3 separate regions of the Homo sapiens genome follow, and all the other regions are linked to region 2. A link is a contact called in ENCODE Hi-C or POLR2A ChIA-PET data. All regions are on one chromosome and are shown on one strand. Each heading gives the region's core, a stretch centred on a gene start or an enhancer-like site at or near the end of the contact. The rest is flanking DNA. Distances are from core to core; before and after follow the strand shown. Region 1 overlaps UBE2N (ubiquitin conjugating enzyme E2 N). Region 2 overlaps LOC105369905 (a long non-coding RNA gene). Region 3 has its middle 100 kb from the start of LINC02404.

The links. A loop is a pair of places that touch in the nucleus more often than their neighbours do. ChIA-PET counts read pairs that join two places held with the same protein, here RNA polymerase II (POLR2A). Pooled maps may share reads with other maps.
Region 1: a loop to region 2 is called in a map of endothelial cell of umbilical vein, with 3 times the contacts of the local background. The contact joins two enhancer-like sites. A Hi-C loop is called at or near these places in 1 of 168 maps with a recorded cell type or tissue (endothelial cell of umbilical vein) and 4 of 50 pooled maps. POLR2A ChIA-PET finds 5 or more read pairs at or near these places in 1 of 52 experiments (GM12878).
Region 3: a map of heart right ventricle shows a loop between it and region 2 (3-fold over the local background). The contact joins two enhancer-like sites. A Hi-C loop is called at or near these places in 3 of 168 maps with a recorded cell type or tissue (CD8-positive, alpha-beta T cell, endothelial cell of umbilical vein and heart right ventricle) and 6 of 50 pooled maps. POLR2A ChIA-PET finds 5 or more read pairs at or near these places in 1 of 52 experiments (AG04450).

What each region holds. Positions count from the first base shown.
Region 1 is chr12:93,424,117-93,428,136 of GRCh38, forward strand. All of the region lies in intron 1 of UBE2N (ubiquitin conjugating enzyme E2 N), which reads right to left. Among named protein-coding and RNA genes, the nearest start is that of UBE2N, 16 kb to the right of the region's middle. RefSeq lists an enhancer at 2,273-2,322. Within about 2 kb of position 2,040, at least 3 of the 41 ENCODE cell types and tissues checked have a DNase peak (open chromatin) inside an H3K27ac peak, as active enhancers do; they include GM12878, where a contact is called at or near this core.
Region 2 is chr12:92,568,215-92,571,814 of GRCh38, forward strand. All of the region lies in intron 1 of LOC105369905 (a long non-coding RNA gene), which reads left to right. Among named protein-coding and RNA genes, the nearest start is that of LINC02397, 100 kb to the left of the region's middle. RefSeq lists an enhancer at 2,308-2,437. Within about 2 kb of position 2,322, at least 5 of the 41 ENCODE cell types and tissues checked have a DNase peak (open chromatin) inside an H3K27ac peak, as active enhancers do; they include GM12878, where a contact is called at or near this core.
Region 3 is chr12:91,975,779-91,979,618 of GRCh38, forward strand. No RefSeq gene overlaps it. Among named protein-coding and RNA genes, the nearest start is that of LINC02404, 100 kb to the left of the region's middle. Within about 2 kb of position 2,438, at least 3 of the 41 ENCODE cell types and tissues checked have a DNase peak (open chromatin) inside an H3K27ac peak, as active enhancers do.

The DNA of each region.
Region 1 (4,020 bases), core at 790-3,289, 860 kb after region 2:
TTTTCACTCCTGTGTCACTGCAGCCACTTTCCTCAAGGCTAGTTGATTTACAGACAAATCAATATTCTTTAAAAACCATACGGCATAAACAGGTACTTTTCCTGGCCTACAAGCTAGTGACTATACTAGTATAGCTACCATGTATTTACTTACTCGACCCTTTTTCTTCAGGTTACTTCTGGTTTCAAATGCAGCAATCACAACAAAATTTAATGCCTGAGGACTCCATAATAGGTAAGGCAAGACAAGAACAGATGGAAGCAGAGCAGTTGAACTTTTCAGCGAAGCAAACAAAAAAACAAGTTACATTTCGCTCAGATTTGCATTCTCAATCCAATTGTACCAGTAACACAATTTTGTATAAAATCCAAACCATCAGGAAAGAAAAATTAAAACAGTCTTTCACACTCTGCATACTAACTCTGAGATAAATTAGGAAACATGAAAGCATGCAGATATTGGAGGGTTGTCTCCCACACAGTAAGCATCCTCTCTCAGGGCTAACCATACCGCACAGCTTCAGGAGAGGACCATTCGTATGACAGTCTGCATAAATGGCGCCTCTTGAAGTTATACAGTGAAATACTTTGGATTAAAAAATAAAACTTCAATTTAGCAGTTGCAAAGATCAACTTTATTATTACCTAACCCATGGAAAATGGATTACACATATGATAATTTTAATGAAATCAAAATGTTATTTACCCAAAACATCCCATTTTGCTATCCACTGTCGGTAAATGAGCATTCATTGTGCTTTCACAAAATCTATGCCTCACTTCAGAGAGTTATATTTAATGTTATCTATTTTGTGAAACAAATACATAAATGAACTTTGTTTCGTTTATGAAACGAACAAACCATTTTCCCACACACTAGGAAGACATTCAATCTTTTTATGTTTATGGTGAAGCAGCATCTTTGCAAAGTCAGAAAACAGTAATAACCAACACTACATAAGGCTCAGTATTACGTTAGGGTCTGTTCTTTACATTCTAATCCTTCCAATTACCATAGAGCTAGATTAGTATATTAAGCAGATAAAGAAGCAGAGAGGTCAAATGAGGTTGCCCAAGCTAATATTTGGCAGAGCTAGAAATCAAACTCAAGAGTCTGGCCTCAGATTCTTTGTTCCTGCCATACATAAACATACATTTCATATTCCCTAAATCAGTGTTTTGCTCTAGAGAATTAGGAAGTAAGGCTCTCTGAGCCATAAAACATTATTTTAGTCATGAAAAGCAGCATTTCTACCATCTTGAAAGTCAATTGTCAATTAAGAGGTCAGCAAAAGACTACAGTAGGAATGAACCTTCTGTAAGCCATCCCTTACACACTTTGCTACCTTACTGTCTCTCCAACTAAACTAGTTCCTAGAGATCAAGGCCTGTGTCTAACATTTGCAGACCCAATGTTGGACACCAGTGTGTCTTGCATTTCTTACTGGTTAATGAACAGATCAACTGCAGAACTACCTGAGACCAACCCCACAGAGTAAGGAAAACCACTGACTGGGTTAAAAGGAAATTCAAGAACTTCCAAAAATAGTAGGCCTAGCCAAGCAGTGACTGCAAAGAGCAGGAGTATGCAGAAAAAAAGACTTGCAAGACTCCAAACCGAATCTTTACAAACTATTTCACACGTCTGTCCAAAAGCCTTAGCTTTGACACTATTCCTACAGGTCATACACTTAAATGGACCAATTACGAAGCACCAGAGATACCAGCCTTATCACTTCTTTTGCCCCTCTAGGCAGCTTCAACAATCTAATAAGCATTTTCCTCAATTTAAAAAAGTGATCATTGCCTCAATAATCACGAGTTGACATATTAAAGATGATTCTTTCCCCTACCTCAAGGTTTTGGGAAGAATCTGAAATGAAACAGCTTGGTTAGGGACTTTAATATTTCACAGATTATCAATTAGGTCTGAAATTTGAACAGTCTTAAGAGATCCAGCTGGAGTAAATAACTCAGCAGATTTTTTACTCTTCTGTGATTTCAGATTATCTCGTCCTGCACTACTAAGCCAGAAGAGGAAATGATCCAGACAACTCAGATTTTAATGTAACTGAAATAAGCACAAACTTACACACTAGGGCTGATGTATTACAATAGAGTACGATGGACAATAATACTGGGTCAAATTCATCCACTTCATGTGGACAGCTTGAGTCTCCGAAAGAATGCGACAATACATTCAAAGAACATAAATGCTGGAATCAGTTCTTGCTAGCAACACGAGCCAGCAATGTTATTATGTGAAACTGCATCCAAAAAAAAAAAAAAAAAAGCTACAAAGTCATAAAAATAGCCCTGAGAATAACTAATTTGAATAGTGTAAGTAAACAGTTTTCTTGAGGAAGGAAATCGGGTGGCTGGAACACAGGTAGGAGACACCCTGCAAGTCAAACAAGCTTAATCAAAACAAGAGCTAAAAAAACCCTATAAAACCCCTAATCTGACAAGTCTGAAGTCAAGCCACATACTGCCACATCTCAAGGGCTTCTTACCCATCCCTATCTATCCTGGGCTGGGCCAGGCCAGGCAGTTTTCTAAAAAATCTCTGCCTTAGGAAACTAGTAAGTCAGATATAAAGTCAATCAATGTCTCTCACTTTCCTTCTACACTTTTGTGATTCTGGAGGTAGGACTCTGCCAGGGGCTCCTAGTTTAAGTCTGCAGATAAGGGAGTGTTAAGGGAAAACTGCGAGAGACGACAGTGCTGTCTCCCCTCTCATGGGTGCATCAGCAGATTTTTTTTTTTTTAAGCTCATCGGCTATCATTAGTGTTAGTGTATTTTATGTGTGGCCTAAGACAATTCTTTTTTTTTTTCTTTTGTCGCCCAGACTGGAGTGCAGTGGCACGATCTCGGCTCACTGCAGCCTCTGCTTCCCAGGTTGAAGCAATTCTCCCACCTCAGCCTCCCAAGTAGCTGGGATTACAGGCGTGTGCCACCACACCCAGCTAATTTTTGTATTTTTAGTAGAGACAGGGTTTCACCATGTTGGCCAGGCTGGTCTCGAGCTCCTGACCTCAAGGGATTGGCCCGCCTCAGCCTCCCAAAGGGCTGGGATTACAGGCGTGAGCCACCATGCCCAGCCATGAGACAATTCTTATTCCACTGTGGCCCAGGGAAGCCAAAAGGTTGGAAATCCCTGTTCTAAAGCAATGCAGGCTTCACATGTGACTAGTTTTATGAGAGCCAATACAGATTACCTATCTCCTAAAAATTCTACCTTGCTTCCCTTCAGCACTATCACTTTTTAAAAGGTTTTATTTAGAAAACACTTCAGGTAAAATATTTACAAAGGAATGAAGTACTAATACATGCTACAATATACATGAACCTTGAAAACATGCTAAATGAAAGAAGCCAGAAAGAAAAGGCCACATATTGTATAATTCCATTTATATGAAGTGTGTACAATAGGAAAATCCATAGAATTGGAAAGCAGATAAATGGTTGCCAGGGGTTGAAGGTAGAGTGACTGCTAATGAGCACAGGGTTTTTCTTTTTGGGGTGACAAAAATCTTCTGGAATTAGCAAGTGATGATGTTGTACTACTTTGTGAATACATGAAAAAACCACTAAACTGTACACTTTGAGTGGGTGAATTTTATGGTATGAGAATTATACCTCAAAAAAATAAATGAAGCATTTGAGTTTTCCTTCAATATTCAGTGAGATTTTGGAATCTTACCGATGAATTAGAGATTGGAATAGTAAAAGTAAGTGAAGGGAAAATAAATATCTATTACTTGACTATTTAGTATATAACATATTCACAGCATGTTAACAGAGTTTTCAGTTTTTTGAGATAGGATCTTGCTCTGTCGCCCAGGCTAGAGTATAGTGACACAATCTTGGCTCACTGCCGCCTCAACCTCCCAGGCTCAAGTGATCCTCCCATTTCACCCTCCCAACTAGTAGCTGGGACTACAGACATGTGCCACCACACCTGGCTAATTTTTGTATTTTTTTGTAGACATGGGGCTTCTTCATGTTGCCCAGGCTTTT
Region 2 (3,600 bases), core at 1,072-3,571:
CTAGAACTTAAAATATTTTTTAAAAAATAGATAATATTGGTTACTATTTTACTGTTAAAGATCAAACCAGGAAGACTAACAGATAATTAGTAGGAATTATGAAAAATAAGTAACAAAACGGGAGGAAAGCAAATTGCTAATTTGAATGATAAAAGAGATTCTGTTCAATTGAAAGCCTTAAGATTTCAGATGGGAAGAGCCCACCAGTGGCTGTAAAATGACTTCTACCACGTGATCACGGCTCAAAGGAAAAAGCAGAAAGGAAAAGCAGATCATATCATCTGCAAAAGAATGAGAATCAAGCTGGCATTAAATTTCACATTAGCAATACTAAATGCTCAGGAAAAAGGAATAATGCCTTTAAAATTCTGAGGAAAACATATTTTTAAACTATATTCTCTATACCTAATTAAATTACTATACAGGTGTGAACATAGATCACATTTGCATGTACTGATTTTCACACATTCAAAGAATCAGAAAAGCTGCATCTCACATACAGTTTCTTAGGAATTGTGTTGAGTGTGTCTTTCAATAAAAGGCTGGAGTTCCACAAATGAGGAAAGCAGCCCAACAAAGAAGAGACAGTTGTATAGGAGGCCTAGACAACAAGTACAGACAAGAGTAACAGGATGAAGCACTCTTCCCTGAAGTAGCTTCAGAAGAAGGAAGTTTCTGGAAAAATTTTAACCAAATCTCTGATGCAATGGACAAAAAAGTTGGGCACGTAATAAAGGCAAATAGTACTTTTAAAAAGCCAGTTAGCAACTTCAGAAAAATTAAAAGCTGTACAAGACAGGAAATATAACAGCACACTTCTTGACACTGTGATAAACAATACTGTTTTGAGTCCCCGTGTAAACACTATTCATTGATTTACAAAGTTACAGACAAAGATGATGGAATTACAATTAGAGAGCAGAAGGCAAATCTTACTAATCTCAACATCATGTAGGAACAGCAAAAACGGAGGGAAGCAAATTGTTAATGTGAATGATAGAGGAGAGTTTGTATAGCTGAAATACAAGATTTCAGATCAGAAGAGCTCGCCAGTGGCTGTAAGAAGACTTCCATCTAGGATCATGACTTCAAGAAAAAAGCAGAAAGGAAAAGCAGGTTATCTGCCAAAGAATGAGGATCAAGCTGGCATTAAATTTCACATCAGCAATACTAGATGCTCAAGAAAAAGGAAGAATGCCTTTTTATTGGGAGATGGAAGTGGAAGAAAAGGACTGAAAAGATGAGGACTCACAATAAATTGCTTACTGTTAAAGGAACAAATGTTTTCCTTACATAACCAATAAAGGTCTAAAATAGAAATATGACTAACGGGAGATATTGAGTGACTTAAGTTACATTCTCATCTGTCAGTGTAGGAAAACAAATATCATATATAAAACTAATAACTCAAGAGTTATCAATGTAAGCATATTATTCAGAGATAGAGAGGTTACTAACCAAAAAATGCTATAAAAATTAAAAGTTACATGTGTGGAGAGACATTGAGGATAAGAGGAGTGGGACAGGAATGATTACTCTTCAGCTGGAGTGCTTTTGTCTTTTGTTATTGTTGTTATATGGAATTTTCTCTTTTTGATAAAATTTTTAAATGGTTAATATAAAAACTCAAGTATACAAATGTTACTAAGACATGTGCAATCCACTATTAGACACAGTTGATCAAATTTATGTAAAACTTAAGCGACAAAGTATTCTTCTACAATATATTTAATGCTGAACATGATTTCAGGACAGGGAGATGCTCACTTTATTTTGATAAACAGCCATTAATTCTCTAATGTTCAAACCCAACAAGATGTAGAGTGTTCTCCAGTATCGCCTTCCATTTGGAGACATCTGTGCTCATTGATCTACAAAGGGCAGGGAATGCCTGATTATTTTATTATGTCATTTGCTACTACAGGAATTATTCATGATCATTTACCAGCAAGCTGAGAACACGTGGGGCTGATATCTTGATTCAGAACACCAAGCCTAAAAGGGATACAAGTACTTAGTAAATTTAGAAGCCGATTCCACTCTACCACCAGCACCCCCTTCATCTTACCTTTAAACACATGCATTTATCACCATCTACCTTTAAACACATGCATTTATCACCAGAAACTGTATGTGCATTTTGCAAAGAATGTCCTTTTGTGCAGCAGAGAACAAAGGGATTTTTCTGCAAAACGATACTGAAACCTGATCACTGATGCATACTCTCTTGCCAGCATCTTGCCTATTGAATATCATCCCAGCCTATTATTCCCATATTGTTCTCTTTGGAAAACAAAAAGATGAGGAGTCCATTTAAAGTGCTCAAACAGCACCCTCTGCTGGTTGAGTTTAAGCTGAAGATTTGATGTGTAGCAGGGCTTAGTGACACATGGCAGAAAGAAGAAAAGAAAGCAAGGGAAAAACTGTAGACCAGGATGCATAAGGCAAACATAAATAGAACTCCATCAGTAATTTTGGTTACATATAAGGAAACGGATATTTTAGGCATCATAGCACATATATAGTGCAAAGACACTGTATTAATTCCTAATAGAATACTCCGTTCTTACAAAAAGAATATATTGAGCGACTTTGCATATTACCTTCAAGTTCTTTACTTTACAAAATAATTCACAAATTCCCCCAGTGAGTTCCTCTAGTGCTCTGAATATGTGGCATGACTTACACTCTATCTTTGGGTAACATATTAACTGTGCAAAACTAACTGCAAACTGTTTCTTAGGTCACAGACCAGGGCTCTTCATGATACCAGAGATACCTGCACTTACGTGACGTGTTTTTAAGTGTTTAGGAAACATTCAAAATTAATTTTTAATGTCTTGCTAATATGTAAGAAACAAGGGTTTGGAGATGGCAAGATTAATTTCTCCAACAAAGAAAAAAATGAGTAGCATATGTTCTCCAGGGCAGGGGATCTGGAGATCTGTTTTGCTTAATATAGTATAAATTCTTAATATATTGAGTAGCAATTAAAAACAAGTGCAGTCTTACATTTTAGAAGAGTGGAGCTAGGATTTTTTTATATCTTTGACTAAAAATCAATTAGATATTCAGCTCTCCCTGCTTGCCCAGGGAGTGGAGTTCACTTCCCATTCTCACTAAGCGTTGGTAGCAGAGAAAACAGTCAACAGATTTTAGACAGTTACATAGTGAGACACCCTACGGGCCTTTATTCTGTTTCCTCCAAAGTAAGAGCAGGGGAAATTTAAATGTCCACAGTCACCAAGCCATAAAGTACATGAACGGCACACACTGAGTTTGAGGAAAAGCACGTGATCCTCTTGGTCTATCTTTAATTTTTGGTGGAGACAACAATATCAAGAAACAATTATCCACTATAAGAAAAGCAACAGTGCAAATATGATGATAAACGATAACTGAAGCCTTGCTTTGATGTTAGGGAGAAAATTAGGAGTAGGAAGACTGATGAAATGGAGAGTGTGTGCCTCACTTAAACTGGCCAGATACCGCCAGATGCGGTAGCTCATGTCTGTAATCCCAGCAATTTGGGAGGCTGAGGTGGGCGGATCACTTGAGGTCAGGAGATCAAGACTATCTTGGCTAACACGGTGAAACCTC
Region 3 (3,840 bases), core at 1,188-3,687, 590 kb before region 2:
AACAGGGGAAACCTAGTCCCTACTAACTGGGTGGTATTGGACAAGTCATTTACTGCTCTGAGCCTAAATTTTTCATATAAAGAATTGTAGATTACTTACGCCACTCATCTATAGAGCCTTTATAAGGATCAAAATCCATACGAAATTCTTTTCTAAAGTGTATGTAACTACACAAACCTTAGTGTTGCTACCATAGATCTTGAGTATAGTGACAGCTCTCTTGTACGCAGTACTTACCACAAGCCGTGTGCTGTTCCAAGCATATTTTGTATATTAACTCATTTCATGCTCACAATAATCCTGTAGCAAATTCTGTGACGTGTCACTCCAAAACTGACCACAGGATCAAGACCCTTATTTCCCCAGCTATTTAATACAGTGTTGGCGAATGACCACTCAGAGCTGAGTTGCTCTCCAGAAGTTGCTTTCAGCCAAAGGAACTGCCTCATTCAAGGTTATGAGCCCTCACTGTGGGTAGTCCACTTCCAATGCCTAGTTGTTGCGGGTGAGAGAGGGCAAAGCCTCAGCTTCCTTGCCTTATTATGAGACCGCTCTCTAAAGGGCCATCCAGCTCCCCAGCTTCCATGGTGGGCTGAGGCCTCTGTTGCACCTGCATCTCTTCCCCATCCTGCTCCTCTCCCCCTGTTACAGCGCTATTCCTCAGAAGCTTCCCCAGTGAGCCATCTACACACAATGGTCTGTCCTCAGAGCCTGCTTTTGGGAGCATTGAACATAAGACGGGTGCTATGGAGTACTGTCATTTCCTTTTTAAAAAACGTTTATTTTAAGGCCAGGGGCGGTGGCTCATGCTTGTAATTGCAGCACTTTGGGAAGCCAAGGTGGGTGGATCACCTGAGGTCAGGAGTTCGAGACTAGCCTGGCCAACATGGTGAAACCCCATCTCTACTAAAAATATAAAAATTAGCCAGTTGTGGTGGCAGGCACCTGTAATCCCAGATACTTAGGAGGCTGAGGCAGGGAAATCACTTGAACCTGGGAGGCAGAGGTTGCAGTGAGCCGAGATTACACCACTGCACTCCAGCCTGGGCCACAGAATGAGACTCTGTCTCAAAACAACAACAAAAACAACAACAACAACAACTTTTCTTTTAGAATCAGGGGTACATGTGTCAGTTGTTAGAAAGGTATATTGCATGATGCTGAGGTTTGGAGTACAAATGAATCTCCATCACCCAGGTAGGGAGCATAGTGCCCAAAGAGTAGTTTTTCAACCCTTGGACCCCTCCTCTACTTCCCTTCTAGTAATCTCCATTGTCTATTGTTATTATCTTTATGTTCATGCGTATTCAGTTTTTAACTCTCACTTGTAAGTGAGAACATGTGATATTTGATTTTCTGTTTCTGTATTAGTTTTCTCATGATAATGGCCTCCAGCTGTATCCATGTTGCTGCAAAGGACATGATTTTGTTCTTTTTTATGGCTGCATAGTATTCCGTGGTGAATATGTAGCACATTTTCTTTATTCAATCCAGAGTTGATGGACTACTGGGTTGATTCCATGTCTTTGATATTGTGAATAGTGCTGCAATGAACATACAAGTGCATCTGTCTTTTTGGTAGAACAATTTATTTTCCTTTGTATTATCCTGATTGTCAAGAGGTATAGTAACTTACCTGAGTTCATGTGGCTAGTAAATAGCAGAGCCAAGATCTGAGAGCAGGCCATCTAGAAAATGTTTTTACTGTGACATTTGGCACAGGCATCTCTCTCAGTGAATAGACTGTGTCGGATGTGTTGTTTGATTAATGTCTGTGCTAGAAGCAGAACCCAAGGACATGGGTATTGGTTGCAGTCACAACTTCAATGGAAGAGAAAAGCTACTCTGGAAAAACAGTGAGATAAATTTAAATATGAATATTTGGGGGTTAATCCAGGATGGAGGAGATGAGAAGAGAGAGTGAAGGGAGATGTGGGGCAATTTAACTGAGGGAGTGCTGTGGGCTGTGTGATGTGTTTCTCCCTGTGACATGCCTTCCCGCAAATGTCTTCAGTAAAATCTGGCCGGGCGCGGTGGCTCACGCCTGTAATCCCAGCACTTTGGGAGGCCGAGGCGGGTGGATCATGAGGTCAGGAGATCGAGACCATCCTGGCTAACAAGGTGAAACCCCGTCTCTACTAAAAATACAAAAAATTAGCCGGGCGCGGTGGCAGGCGCCTGTAGTCCCAGCTACTCGGGAGGCTGAGGCAGGAGAATGGCGTGAACCCGGGAAGCGGAGCTTGCAGTGAGCCGAGATTGCGCCACTGCAGTCCGCAGTCCGGCCTGGGCGACAGAGCGAGACTCCGTCTCAAAAAAAAAAAAAAAAAAAATCTACCCAACGTGGGAAAAGTTAGACATTGTATTTATTTGTTAGGGCTGCCATAGCAAAGTACCACAAACTGAATGGCTTCAACAACAAAAATGTATTGCCACAGTTCTGGAGGTTAAAAGTTCAAGATCAAAGTGTTGGCAGGGTGGGGTCTTTCTGAGGGTGGTGAAGGAAGGATGTGTTTCATGCCTGTCTTTTAGCATCTGATGGCTTCCCTGCAATCTTTGATATTCCTTGCTGTATAAACACATCACTGATCTCTGCTTCATCTTCCCGTGGCGTTCTCCCTGTGTCTGTGTTCATATTTCCTCTTTGTATAAAGGCAACAGTCATACTGGTTTAGAGGCCCACATTAACCCAGTATGACCTCATCTTAACTATTTATATCTGCAACAACTCTATTTCCAAATAGGGTCACATTCTGAGATACTAGGGGTTAGGACCTCACCATATAAATTTTTGTGGCACATAATCTAATTCATAATCAATGTAGATTAGATTTCTTGTGCAAATGTGTGAAAGGATTGGGTTCTACATCTGAGTGAATGTGGTGACAAACAGAGACAACTTATCTACCATGAGATGAGGACAGTAAGATTATGAGTCCTGGGAGATAGGTAGAGGGGTCTACAGCTCTCTCAAGTTGAAAAATTGGAATTAGAGGCAAGCCTACATGTGTCTCAAGCAGTGACAGACTGCTATGATTTGAATGTTTGTCCCCTCCAAAACTCGTGTTGGAAACTTAATCCCCAATGCAACAGTGTTGGGAGGTAGGGCATAATGGAAGTTGTTTATGTCATGAGGGCTCTGCCCTAGTGAATAAATTCATTCTGCAATAAAAATGGCTTTCAGGAGTGGGTTCATCCGCTTCTGCTCTTCTGCCGTGCAAAGAACAGCATTCCTCCCCCATCCACACACACATACACACACGCACACACAGGCAGACGCACACACATATGTGCACACACACACGCACGCGCACACGCACACACACAGGATGCAGCATTCAAAGCGTCATCATGGTGGCTGGGTGTAGTGGCTCACGCCTGTAATCCCAGCACTTTGGGAGGCTGAGGCATGTGGATCACTTGAGCTCAGGAGTTCGAGACCAGCCTGGCCAACATGGTGAAACCCCGTCTCTACAAAAAAATAACAAATAGTAGCCAGACATGGTGGCATCTGTGTGTTGTCCCAGTTACTCAGGAGGCTGAGGCAGGAGAGTCACTTGAGCCTGGGAGGTGAAGACTGCAGTAAGCCCAGATCACACCACTGCACTCCAGCCTGGGTGACAGAGTGAGACCCTGTCTCAAAAAAAAAAAAAAAAAAAAAAAAAAAAAAAAATTACTATCATGGAAATGAAGACTGAACCCTTATCAGACATCCAACCTGCTGGCACCCTAATCATTTTAGACTTGCCAGCCTCCAGAAGTATGAGAAATAAATGTCTGTTCTTTATAAATTACCCAACCTCCAATATTCTTTTAAAATAGCACAAAACAAACTGAGATAAA